2 separate regions of the Homo sapiens genome follow, and region 1 is linked to region 2. Evidence: chromatin contacts called from ENCODE Hi-C or POLR2A ChIA-PET data. All regions are on one chromosome and are shown on one strand. The core of a region is the stretch at or near the end of the contact, and the rest is flanking DNA. Distances in the headings are between cores, read along the strand shown. Region 1 holds the start of NAPA (NSF attachment protein alpha). Region 2 holds the start of TOMM40 (translocase of outer mitochondrial membrane 40).

Region 1 (5,063 bases), core at 40-2,539, 2.6 Mb after region 2:
ACCACGCATTCCCCCACCCAGGAGTCTCCAGCCTCAACCCAGGCCTCCTCAGGCTTTTTTCTTTCTTTCTTTCTTTTTTTTTTTTTTTTTTTTTGAGACAGAGTCTCGCTCTGTCCCCCAGGCTGTAGTGCAGTGGCTCGATCTCGGCTCACTGCAACCTCTACCTCCGGGTTCAAGTGATTCTCCTGCCCCAGCCTCCCGAGTAGCTGGGATTACAGGTACCCGCCACCAGGCCCAGATAACTTTTGTATTTTTAGTAGAGACGGGGTTTCACCATGTTGTCCAGGCTGGTCTCGAACTCCCCGCCTCAGATAATCTGCCCACCTCGGCCTCCCAAAGTGCTGAGACCTCCACAGTCTTGACTCCATCATCCCGGGTTCCTCCGTTCAGCTGTCCTTAAACTAGTCACTGCTAACCAGGGCCGTACTCACCCCATGCACCCCCCACACTTCAGACGCGGCTCACCGCTCCTAGGATCATCTAGCCCTGAGCCCCTCTGCCTGGTGTCAGCCCCCTTCAGCCTTCACCCTCACCGCCCAGGGCCCACGCAAATCCACTGCTCCAGGGGTTGAAAAGGTCAGTCCCTCGGGCAGGCGTCCTCAGCCCCAGGCCCCATCACTGCCGCCTGAGAGCCTTCAAACAGACTCCCCTAGAGCTCCGAAAAGCCTCTGGACCTGGCTTCTCTCCCGGACTCCCTCCGTCCCCCCAGGCCGGTCCCCTCCAAGGCTTCAGGACGTACTCCCTCGGTCCAGGTTCTCCCCCGCCCGCTGGCCTGTCTTCGGCCTGGGTCCCCTTCCTCGCCTCAAGATAGTGTCGCCTCGGTCCGTGTGTCCTCAGCCCAAATCCCTTCCGCCATGTCAGACCGTCTCTCCTCAAACCGTGTTGCCCCGGCCCAGGCTCTTGGCCCTCAGCCTGCGTCCCCTCTGCCGCCTCAGGCCATGTCACCTTATTGCAGGTTCCTCTCCGTCCCCTCGGCCCGAGCTCTGCGTGCCCTAACCCGCCACCTCCGAGCGTGACTCCTTCGTCCTCTCAGCCTAGGTCCCGGCCGACCCCTCAGCCCGGTTCTCACCCAAAGAGGCCAGAGAAGAAGGACTGCGAGTTCTTCACTTTGCGCTCCGCCTCGGCCAACAGCGCCATCGCCTCCGCTTCCTTCCCGGAATTGTCCATGGCGGCCACAAAGGGACTCAGCAAAGCGCCTGACCCTGACCCTGGGAAGACTCAGCCGCGGCCGGGCCGCGGAACACAGATCGGTAAAACTCGCCCGGCTGCGTTGACGTCGCACCGGCGCGCGTCGCTTGCGGCCAGGAACCACGTGACTAGCGCTGGCCAACCAGCGGCCTCGTAACGCCGCGCCCGCTCCGCCGGACACGCCCCCACCAGCCGCCGCACGCCGCCCGTGACTCGTGACCCCCCAATCGGCGTCAAGAGACCTCAACGCATGCGCACATACCGGCGAACGGCGCTCCACTCTCTCCCCAGCGCTCTGTACCTCACCTCCCACGTGACCCTGTGGAAGGCAATGGCAGTACCCCCCGCCGAGGCCCCGCCCCACGGTGTTGCTGCTGGATCCTCCTCCACCAATCAGCAGGAGCCCTCGGCTCGCGCTGGGGCGGGGGGTCCCCCACTCGCCCTCCCCGCGGAACTCTGGCACAGTCAGCTGACCGCAGACACTCACGTGACAGCTCGGGGCCCACGCCCGGGTTTGACAGTTCTGCGCAGAACTTAGTCCCGCCCCCGCGGCTGGTCTCGCCGGTTTCTTCACTTGGAAAGGCGTTTGTGGGAAAAGGAAACCGTTCTGCTTTTTCTTGCTCCCTCTGTCGGCCAGTACTAGAACTGCTTTGGGGAGACCGGTGAAGAGAGACTGCAAACAAAAACTTAAGAGGTTCTCTAACTCTGGTTTCATAAAAAATAGCTGAAGAGGGCCGGGCACGGTGGCTTACGCCTGTAATCCCAGCACTTTGGGAGGCCGAGGCGGGCGGATCACTTGAGGTCATGAGTTTGAGACCAGCCCGGCCAACATGGCGAAACCCCGCTCTACTAAAATACAAATATTAACCGGGTGTGGTGGCACACTCCTGTAATCCCAGCTACTGAGGAGGCTGAGAGAGGAGAATCGCTTGAACCGGGGAGGTGGAGGTTGCAACGGGCCGAGATCGTGCCACTGCACTCCAGCCTGGGCGACAGAGTGAGACTTAGTCTCAGAAAAAAAAAAAAAATAGCTGAAGAGAGCGTGTTAAAAAAAAATTCAGATTCGAAGATGGGCGCGGTGTCTCGTGCCTATAATCCCAGCTACTCGGGAGGCGAGAGGATCGCTTGGGCCCAGGAGTTTGAGTCTAGTTCAAGTCCCGCCTTGGGCAACATAGCAAGACTCTGTCTCTAAAAAAAAAAGTTTAGGCTCAAACACACCTCCTGCTGTCCCAGAAAATTGAGTTGCTGGTTTCTGAGACAGGGTCTCACTCTTTGGGTTGTTGGTTTTGGAGACAGGGTCTCGGTCTGTCGCCCAGGCTGGAGTGCAGCAGCACAATCATAGCTCACCTCAGTATAACTTTGTAGTGCCAGAAAGGAAGGAAGTATTCCACACGTGTGCTCACACACAAAATTAGGGGGTATGCCAAAGGAGCCAACTGAAAGAACTCCCAATGGCCAAAGCTGGAACAATTTGAGCATCAAAATAAAGTAGTATTGGATTATAATCCCAAACATAAAGTATCCATGAGCCTATGGTCATATAGATGAATATAGAACAAATAAATAAAGGGGGGAGAATAGACAAATAGTTTGTGCAGAAGAATTCCAAATAATCTGCGTAGATACTCTGCTCTCAAGAAGGTGAAGGATACCTCCCCATTCTGTAAGTATGGACTGTGCATAGTGACTTCCTTTCAAAGAAGAGGGTACAAGAAAGGGGAGAAAAAGCCTAAATTTACAGTGGAGAAACCTGACATTGACATCTAGGTGATTGAGGTTAACCTCAACATTGATAAGTCATGTGATTAAAATGGCTCTTTACTTCTGGGATCTTTCAATCTAATCATGAAAAAAACACTAGACAAATTCCAGTTGAGCCACATCCTCCAAAATACTTGCCCAGTACTCCTCAACACTGTTGGTGGGTGCAGTGTGTCACATCTGTAGTCCTGGTACTTTGGGAGGCCAAGGCAGGAGGATCACTTGAGGCCAGGAGTTTGAGACCAGCCTGTCCAACATGGGGAAACCCCGTCGCTACTGAAAATACAAAAAACTTAGCCCGGTGAGGTGGTGCATGCCTGTAATCACAGCTACTTGGGAGGCTGAGGCAGGAGGATCACTTGTACCCTGGAGGTGGAGGTTGCAGTGAGCGGAGATTGCCTCACTGCACTCCAGCCTGGGGGACAAGAGGGAGACTCCGTCTCAAACAAATAACACTGTCAAGTCATCAAAACAAGGAAAGCCTGAGAAACCATCACAGCCAAGGAGACGTGACTGCTAAATGTAATGTCTTACCTTCGGTGGGATCCTGGAACAGAAGGGCATTGAGTTAAAAAACCAAGGAAATTGGCCGGGTGCGGTGGCTCATACCTGTAATCCCACCACTTTGAGAGGCTGAGGCGGGTGGATCACCTGAGGTCAGGAGTTCCAGACCAGCCTGGCTAACATGGAGAAACACTGTCTCTACTAAAAATACAAACATTAGCTGGGCCTGGTGGAGGGCGCCTATAGTCCCAGCTACTCAGGAAGCTGAAGCAGAATTGCTTGAACCCAGGAGGTGGAGGTTGTGGTGAGCCGAGATTGTGCCACTGTGCTACAGCCTGGGTGACAGAGTGAGACTCCATCTCAAAACAAACAAAAACACTAAGGAAATCTAAATAAACTATGAAGTTTAGTTAATAATATTGTGCCATACTGGTTCATACGTGGTAATAAATGTACCATTCTAATATAAGATGTTAATCATAGGGGAAACTGGGGTATGTGGGAATTTTTTTTTGCTGTCATTGCAGTTTTTCTACAAATCTAAAACTATCCTAAAAATCTTCTTTAAATAAAACAGTTTCCAAGGCCGTACCCACAATGGTTCCAATTCTGAGTCTGTGGTGGGTCACAGGAATCTGCATTTTTAAAAAACAGAACCCTATATAATTAGGATGCAGCCAGACCTGGTGGTTCATGCCTGTAATCCCAACACTCTGGGAGACCAAGGCGGGAGGACCGCTTGAGCCTAGGAGTTAAGGACCAACCTAGGCAAAAAGCAAGATCCTATCTCCACAAAATTAAAAAAATTTTAATTACTCCTTGGGAGGCTGAGGTGGGAGGATTGTTTGACCCCAGGAGTTTGAGGCTGCAGTGAGCTATGACTGTGCCACTGCACTCCAACCGGGACAACAGAGTGAGACCCTGTCTCATCTCAAAAAAAAAAAAAAGTAAAATTAGGATGCAGATAATCCCGGGACCACAGTTTGAGAAACCGCTATTATCTAGGGGGTTGGCTGAGCCGAGCAAGGCATAAGAAGCCTTCCCCCAACTCTCTTCATACATGAATAGACTTGCCTGGACCACCTACTTGTGGTTGCCACTGTGTCCTGACCACAGAGCAGGTGGGGGTGAGCCTGGATTACCACAAGCGGTTTTGGTTCCATGTCTGTCAAAGCAACACTATGTAAAAGCTTCTGTTTAAGCTGTTCCATTTCAGGGTAATTTGTCATGCAGCAACAGATAATATAACCCCTCAGCCTTTTCAACCAGGGAATTTTTTTCCATTTCCAGAGTTCATTGGATTTATTTAGGATGGGATCCAAACAATATTAGCAATCACATGAGAGCTTGTTAACTAGTAGCCATTCAGTTCTTATGGTGCACCCTCCCAAGTGCTTAATTTACATTTTATTTCTATTTATTTATTTATTTTGACATGGAGTCTTGCTCTGTTGCCCAGGCTGGAGTGCAGTGGCACGATCTCTGCTCACTGCAACCTCTGCCTCTGGATTCAAGCAATTCTTGTGCCTTAGCCACCCAAGTAGCTGGGATTACAGTCATGTACCACCACACCTGGCTAATTTTGTATTTTATATTTTTAGTAGAGATGG
Region 2 (5,621 bases), core at 1,320-3,819:
CAATGCCTCGACTCCCCCAAAATCACAAAGAAGACCCTAGACCTATAATTTGTCTTCAGGTAGTAAATTCCCAATAGGTCTGCTGGAGTGGGCGCTGAGGGCTCCCTGCTGCTCAGACCTGAGCCCTCCAGGCAGCAGGGTCCCACTTACCCCCTCCCCACCCTGTTCCCCAAAGGTGGGAAAGAGGGGATTCCCCAGCCCAAGGCAGGGTTTTCCCAGCACCCTCCTGTAAGCAGAAGTCTCAGGGTCCAGACCCTTCCCTGAGCCCCCACCCCCACCCCAATTCCTGCCTACCAAGCAAGCAGCCCCAGCCTAGGGTCAGACAGGGTGAGCCTCATACAGACTGTGCCTTGATGGCCCCAGCCTTGGGAGAAGAATTTACTGTTAACCTGGAAGACTACTGAATCATTTTACCCTTGCCCAGTGGAATAGGACCTAAACATCCCCCTTCCGGGGAAAGTGGGTCATCTGAATTGGGGGTAGCAATTGATACTGTTTTGTAAACTACATTTCCTACAAAATATGAATTTATACTTTGACCAGGTCTTGCCTTTTCTGTGGGATGTGAAGGGGATGGGGTGAGACATGAAGGGGAATGAGGAAGGAGTCTAAGGGCTTGAGAGAATCAGTGAACTGGGGTCAAGAGAGTTAAAGACAAAAACAAAGGGACCAAAGATACAAAATAAGAATTGAGAGAGTAATGAGCAAAAATGTATCAATCAAAAACAAAATTTTTTTTTTTTTTGAGGCGGAGTCTCGCTCTGTCGCCCAGGCTGGAGTGCAGTGGCATGATCTCGGCTCACTGCAAGCTCCACCTTCTGAGTTAACGCCATTCCTCTGCCTCAGCCTCCCGAGTAGCTGGGACTACAGGCGCCCACCACCACGCCCGGCTTATTTTTTGTATTTTTAGTAGAGACGGGGTTTCACCGCGTTAGCCAAGATGGTCTCGATCTCCTGACCTCGTGATCCACCCGTCTCGGCCTCCCAAAGTGCTGGGATTACAGGCGTGAGCCACTGCGCCCAGCCCTAAAAACAGAATGTTGAGTAATGGAATGGGGAGGGGTCCAGGGCATGCTGTTTAATGAACATTCATAATTGCAACAGCAGTATGATGAATGGGACAAAGATAAAAATAGCAATTGGCCAGATGCAGTGGCTCATTCCTGTAATTCCAGCACTTCGGGAAACTGAGGCGGGAAGCTCGACTGAGTCCAGGAGTTAAGAGACCAGCCTGGGAAACACAGTGAGACCCCGCCTCTACGAAAGTTAGCCGGGCGTGGTGGCACGCACCTGTAGTTCAGCTACTCTGGAGGCTGAGGTAGGAGGATCGATTGAGGCCAGAAGTTCAAGGCTGCAGTAAGCTATGATGGCGCCACTGCACTCCAGCCTGAGTGACAGAGTCCAACCTTGTCTTTAAAAAAATAAAAATTAAAAAAGCAGTAACGAAAGTATAAGAGGCTCAAGTTTAATGAATAAACGGCAAGTAAAAGTAGACTAAAGGCAAAATCATGAATAATGTTGTAATAGGAGCCCAAGGCATGACGGATAATAAACCTGAATGAATGGGCCAGAGGCAGAGTGATGAATAATGGAAAAATAGGGACCGGGGGCAAGGGAGGTAACGGACAGGAGTTCATGGATCCAAAACATGATGGCTAATTAGAGAAGGGCCGGAAGAACGACGAAAGTGAGCAGGCAGGCTGGAGCTAAAAGTAGTCTGGGCAATGAAGCTCAAATGAATGGGGCAGAGGCATGATGGGTAATGGGAGAGGAATGAATGGGCCAAAGATAGAAGCCGCAGTGACGCGAGGAACAAGAGGCATGATGGGTAACGAAAGGGGTGGGTCTAAGGCAACTGTTTCGCTAAGAGGTGATGAGGGCATTGTGGGTAACGAGGAGCAGCGCAGGGTTCGCAGAACAGATTAGAATTCTCCCGAGGCACTCTGGGAAGGGCCAGCACTTCCGGTTTTAGGTCGGCTACTCCGAACCAGAGGTGGGGTGGGGGCCCGGCTGCCGCGGTGCCTGGTGGGACGCGAGGCCTGACCTTGCTGCCTAGCCGCCTCTGCCGCGCAACCCACCTTTACCTGTCCTTCGACCCTGGAACGTTAGCCAATGAGAGTACCAAGCTGATACGCCACCAAGGTCGACCCCGTACACGCTGGAGCCAATCAAAATGCTGCAAGGGTCAAAGCCGACCAATTATCACAGCAACCTCGCCGCGGGGCGGAATCAAAAGAGGGCCTCCTCCAGGAGAGAGGCGGGGCGATGCCTCAGCGGGCGTGGCAAAATGCTCAGCACAGACCAATGGCGGGTTAGCACCGGAACCCGCGGCGACGCGAGCCAATAGGCGCAGGCGCTGCGAGCCAATGGGAAGGGTGGGAGGGGCGCCGTGGCTACCCTGCGAGTGAGAACCAATACAAAAGGACATTTCAGGGAAAGTGGGCGGGACTTTATGCACAAGTCCAATGGGAAGACCGAGTCTTGACGCTGGTGGGCGGGCCTCAGGGCACACTAAACCAATGGGCTAGGTGGGGCGGGGCGACGGTGGTGGCGGCGGCGGCAGCGGGTTCGGTTGCGCGTGGCGCACGGGGTGGGAGCGGAGCCCAGGCCGGGAGCAGGCGCCGCCGCCAGTGAGAACCGGGGCCGGAGCCGGGTGCGGATTTGCTGGGGCTGAGTCGGGGGCGCGCGGGCCCTGACCTCTGCCCTCTGACCTCTCCCCTAGCAGGCGACCATGGGGAACGTGTTGGCTGCCAGCTCGCCGCCCGCAGGGCCGCCACCGCCGCCTGCGCCGGCCCTCGTGGGGCTGCCGCCACCTCCGCCCTCGCCGCCGGGCTTCACGCTGCCGCCGCTGGGAGGCAGCCTGGGCGCCGGCACCAGTACGAGTCGAAGTTCGGAACGGACCCCCGGGGCTGCAACCGCCAGCGCCTCAGGGGCCGCCGAGGATGGGGCCTGCGGCTGCCTGCCCAACCCGGGCACATTCGAGGAGTGCCACCGGAAGTGCAAGGGTGAGGGGCGAGGGGCCCCCGCTGGGCTGCGATGGCCTGGATCTCGGGGGAAGGGGGAGGACACTGGGGACTCTGGGATTTGGCGCGCACCATTGGAATTATTTAACAGCACTAGGAGGTGATGTTGGGATCGAATGGTGGAACGTTGGACTTGGGGCTTAGAATGATGGAATCAAATGCTGGAAACGGGATGGAATGTCATAGCAGTAGAGAAAAGCCTTTAGGGACCTGAGGAGCCCCGGGATCAGCCAAGCCAGACTTCTCTTGTGATCGGGAAGGCAACTGAGGCCCAAGGTCACGGTGTCAGCAAGGTGTCAGCGAGGTTCCTTGGGTATGGGACCCAAAGCCTCCGGATCCCAGCCTGGAGCAATTAGAGTAGTAGTAGTGGTGGAGATTTATGGAGTTCTGTTCTGGTGTTCATTATACGTTAACTCATTAGATCCTTGGGACAATTCTGTGTGGTGAGGGTCCCATCTTTCAGATGATGAGTTTGACCTAAAGTTGCTCAGCTTGGTGGCAGTGAGATTTGAGCAAGCAAAGGCCCTGGCCCTGTCTAACTAGGCTGTACTGCCTCTTTACAGGTGGAATCCTTTGTGAGATGTTCTGCTGTGGGTCTCTGGAGAGAGCTGGGGGTGGTAGGGAAGGAAGAGATGAGAGTTGGTGTGGGGTTGGAGTGGAGTGTGACAGCGTTTCTCTTCTCCAGAGCTGTTTCCCATTCAGATGGAGGGTGTCAAGCTCACAGTCAACAAAGGGTTGAGTAACCATTTTCAGGTGAGCCTTCCTGGTGTCCTTACCCACCAGAGATCGTCCCCGCCGTCCCCCTCCCTGCATCTGCACACTCGGCCCAATTACTCCTCCCTCAAGAGCTGGGCTCCCTGATACTTGAAAAGACTCGGAGATATAGTGCCAGACTGACTACTCAGTTTGGGGACCTAGAATCCAGAGGTACTGTCTCCCCATAGCAGCTAGGCTGGAGTGAAGGAACAGGTCTGTGGGCCTACCGGCAGCACCTCCTTTCTCTGAGTCTCTTAGTCAGGCCGTGCCTCCCAGTCTTCATCCCCTGCCCAGCCCAGAGACCTTGTCCTTGCCCTCTTCAGTGGGCAAGCCTATCTGTCCAGTATCGTCACAGCTCTCGCTTTCCTTCCAGGTCAACCACACAGTAGCCCTCAGCACAATCGGGGAGTCCAACTACCACTTCGGGGTCACATATGTGGGGACAAAGCAGCTGAGTCCCACAGAGGTGAGCTTCCTTTTTCATCCATTCATTGTATCCTTCTAATAACAAATTTGTAGCCAAATGTCAAGCTAAGACGGCCTCATCAGGAAAAGGTCACAGCTACCGAGAGCCTGGAGATGGGGATTGCATCTCTCCGAGGTGCACTGGGACACAAATAATTCCTTCATCCAGCAAACATCCGCCAAACCCCTGCTCTCTGCCTGGCCCCATGCTGAGCAGTGCTGGGGATGTGGCCACAGCCACCCTGTCACCAGACAGCGATGACCCAGGGTGGAAAGGGCTGGACTGTAGATCATGCAGAACTTTGAATGCCAGACTAGGCTTTGGACTTTCTCTAGGGGGTTGTGGAGAGTCATGGCATGGTTTGGTCAAGGGAAAGACGTGGTCCACAGGTTCCCGCTGTAGAAATCTCTGGGGCATCTCTGGGGTGGCCATGTGGGGGCTAGTTATTAGGAAGGGCAAAACTGGAGGCCCAGACAGGGTTGGGGGGACTGAATGAGGTCTCTGCTTCTGTCATTTCCCTTCAGCAAATGTGTTTATTCTGCAAACCTTCATTGCACAACACATTCTGTGCCCAGCCCTGTGCTGGCACACATGACTGAAACAGCATGGGACTCACCCGTGGGGCAGGGGACAGACTGTTCCCAGAGAGTAACAAGCCAGGATGGGCAAGGCTGACATGGGGGAACCCAAAGGTCGGGGAGCCTAACTCAGCTTAGGTGGTCAGAGAGCACTTCGTGGAGGAGGGGACCCCCATCCGAGGCTTTCTGACCCTAGGCTTCTCACCCCGGCCCATCTCACATACTTGCACAGTGCACCACCTCTGACCCCTTCCGTTCTCTCTGCCTCACAGGCGTTCCCTGTACTGGTGGGTGACATGGACAACAGTGGCAGTCTCAACGCTCAGGTCATTCACCAGCTGGGCCCCGGTCTCAGGTCCAAGATGGCCATCCAGGTGAGTGGGGCACGGAGGCTGCTGCTCCCCTCGGCCACCGTGAGCAGGGAGCCGCCCTCACACCCCCTCCTCTCCACAGACCCAGCAGTCGAAGTTTGTGAACTGGCAGGTGGACGGGGAGTATCGGGGCTCTGACTTCACAGCAGCCGTCACCCTGGGGAACCCAGACGTCCTCGTGGGTTCAGGTAAGAGGCGGAGGGCTTGGAGGGTGGTCACAAAACTGCAGTTCTGGCTTTGCCAGCAAATCCACCCCATTTGTGAACCTCCTTTTCTGCCACTGGAGAAGTGGCTCAGCAGGAGTGATTTTGAAACATCAGGCAACATACTACAGTGGGTGAGACGGTCACCCACTGACCATGAGTGGGTGAGTCAGAGCAGTCTTTTTTTTTTTTTTTTTTGAGATGGAGTCTTGCTTTATCACCCA

Evidence for each region. A loop is a pair of places that touch in the nucleus more often than their neighbours do. ChIA-PET counts read pairs that join two places held with the same protein, here RNA polymerase II (POLR2A). Pooled maps may share reads with other maps.
Region 1: a pooled map shows a loop between it and region 2 (37-fold over the local background). The contact joins the promoter of NAPA here to the promoter of TOMM40 in region 2. A Hi-C loop is called at or near these places in 4 of 50 pooled maps. POLR2A ChIA-PET finds 5 or more read pairs at or near these places in 2 of 52 experiments (B cell and GM10248).

Annotation. Positions count from the first base shown.
Region 1 is chr19:47,513,774-47,518,836 of GRCh38, forward strand. NAPA (NSF attachment protein alpha) reads right to left here and starts at 1,290. Exons shown (of 11, transcript NM_003827.4): 1 at 1,070-1,290. The coding sequence starts at 1,167. RefSeq lists silencers at 1,239-1,578, 4,439-4,733 and an enhancer at 1,669-1,938.
Region 2 is chr19:44,888,685-44,894,305 of GRCh38, forward strand. TOMM40 (translocase of outer mitochondrial membrane 40) reads left to right here and starts at 2,570. Exons shown (of 9, transcript NM_001128917.2): 1 at 2,570-3,005; 2 at 3,709-3,776; 3 at 4,153-4,245; 4 at 5,096-5,197; 5 at 5,277-5,382. The coding sequence starts at 2,732. NECTIN2 (nectin cell adhesion molecule 2) reads left to right here. Exons shown (of 9, transcript NM_001042724.2): 9 at 1-539. RefSeq lists enhancers at 1,126-1,627, 1,797-1,956 and a silencer at 2,267-2,906.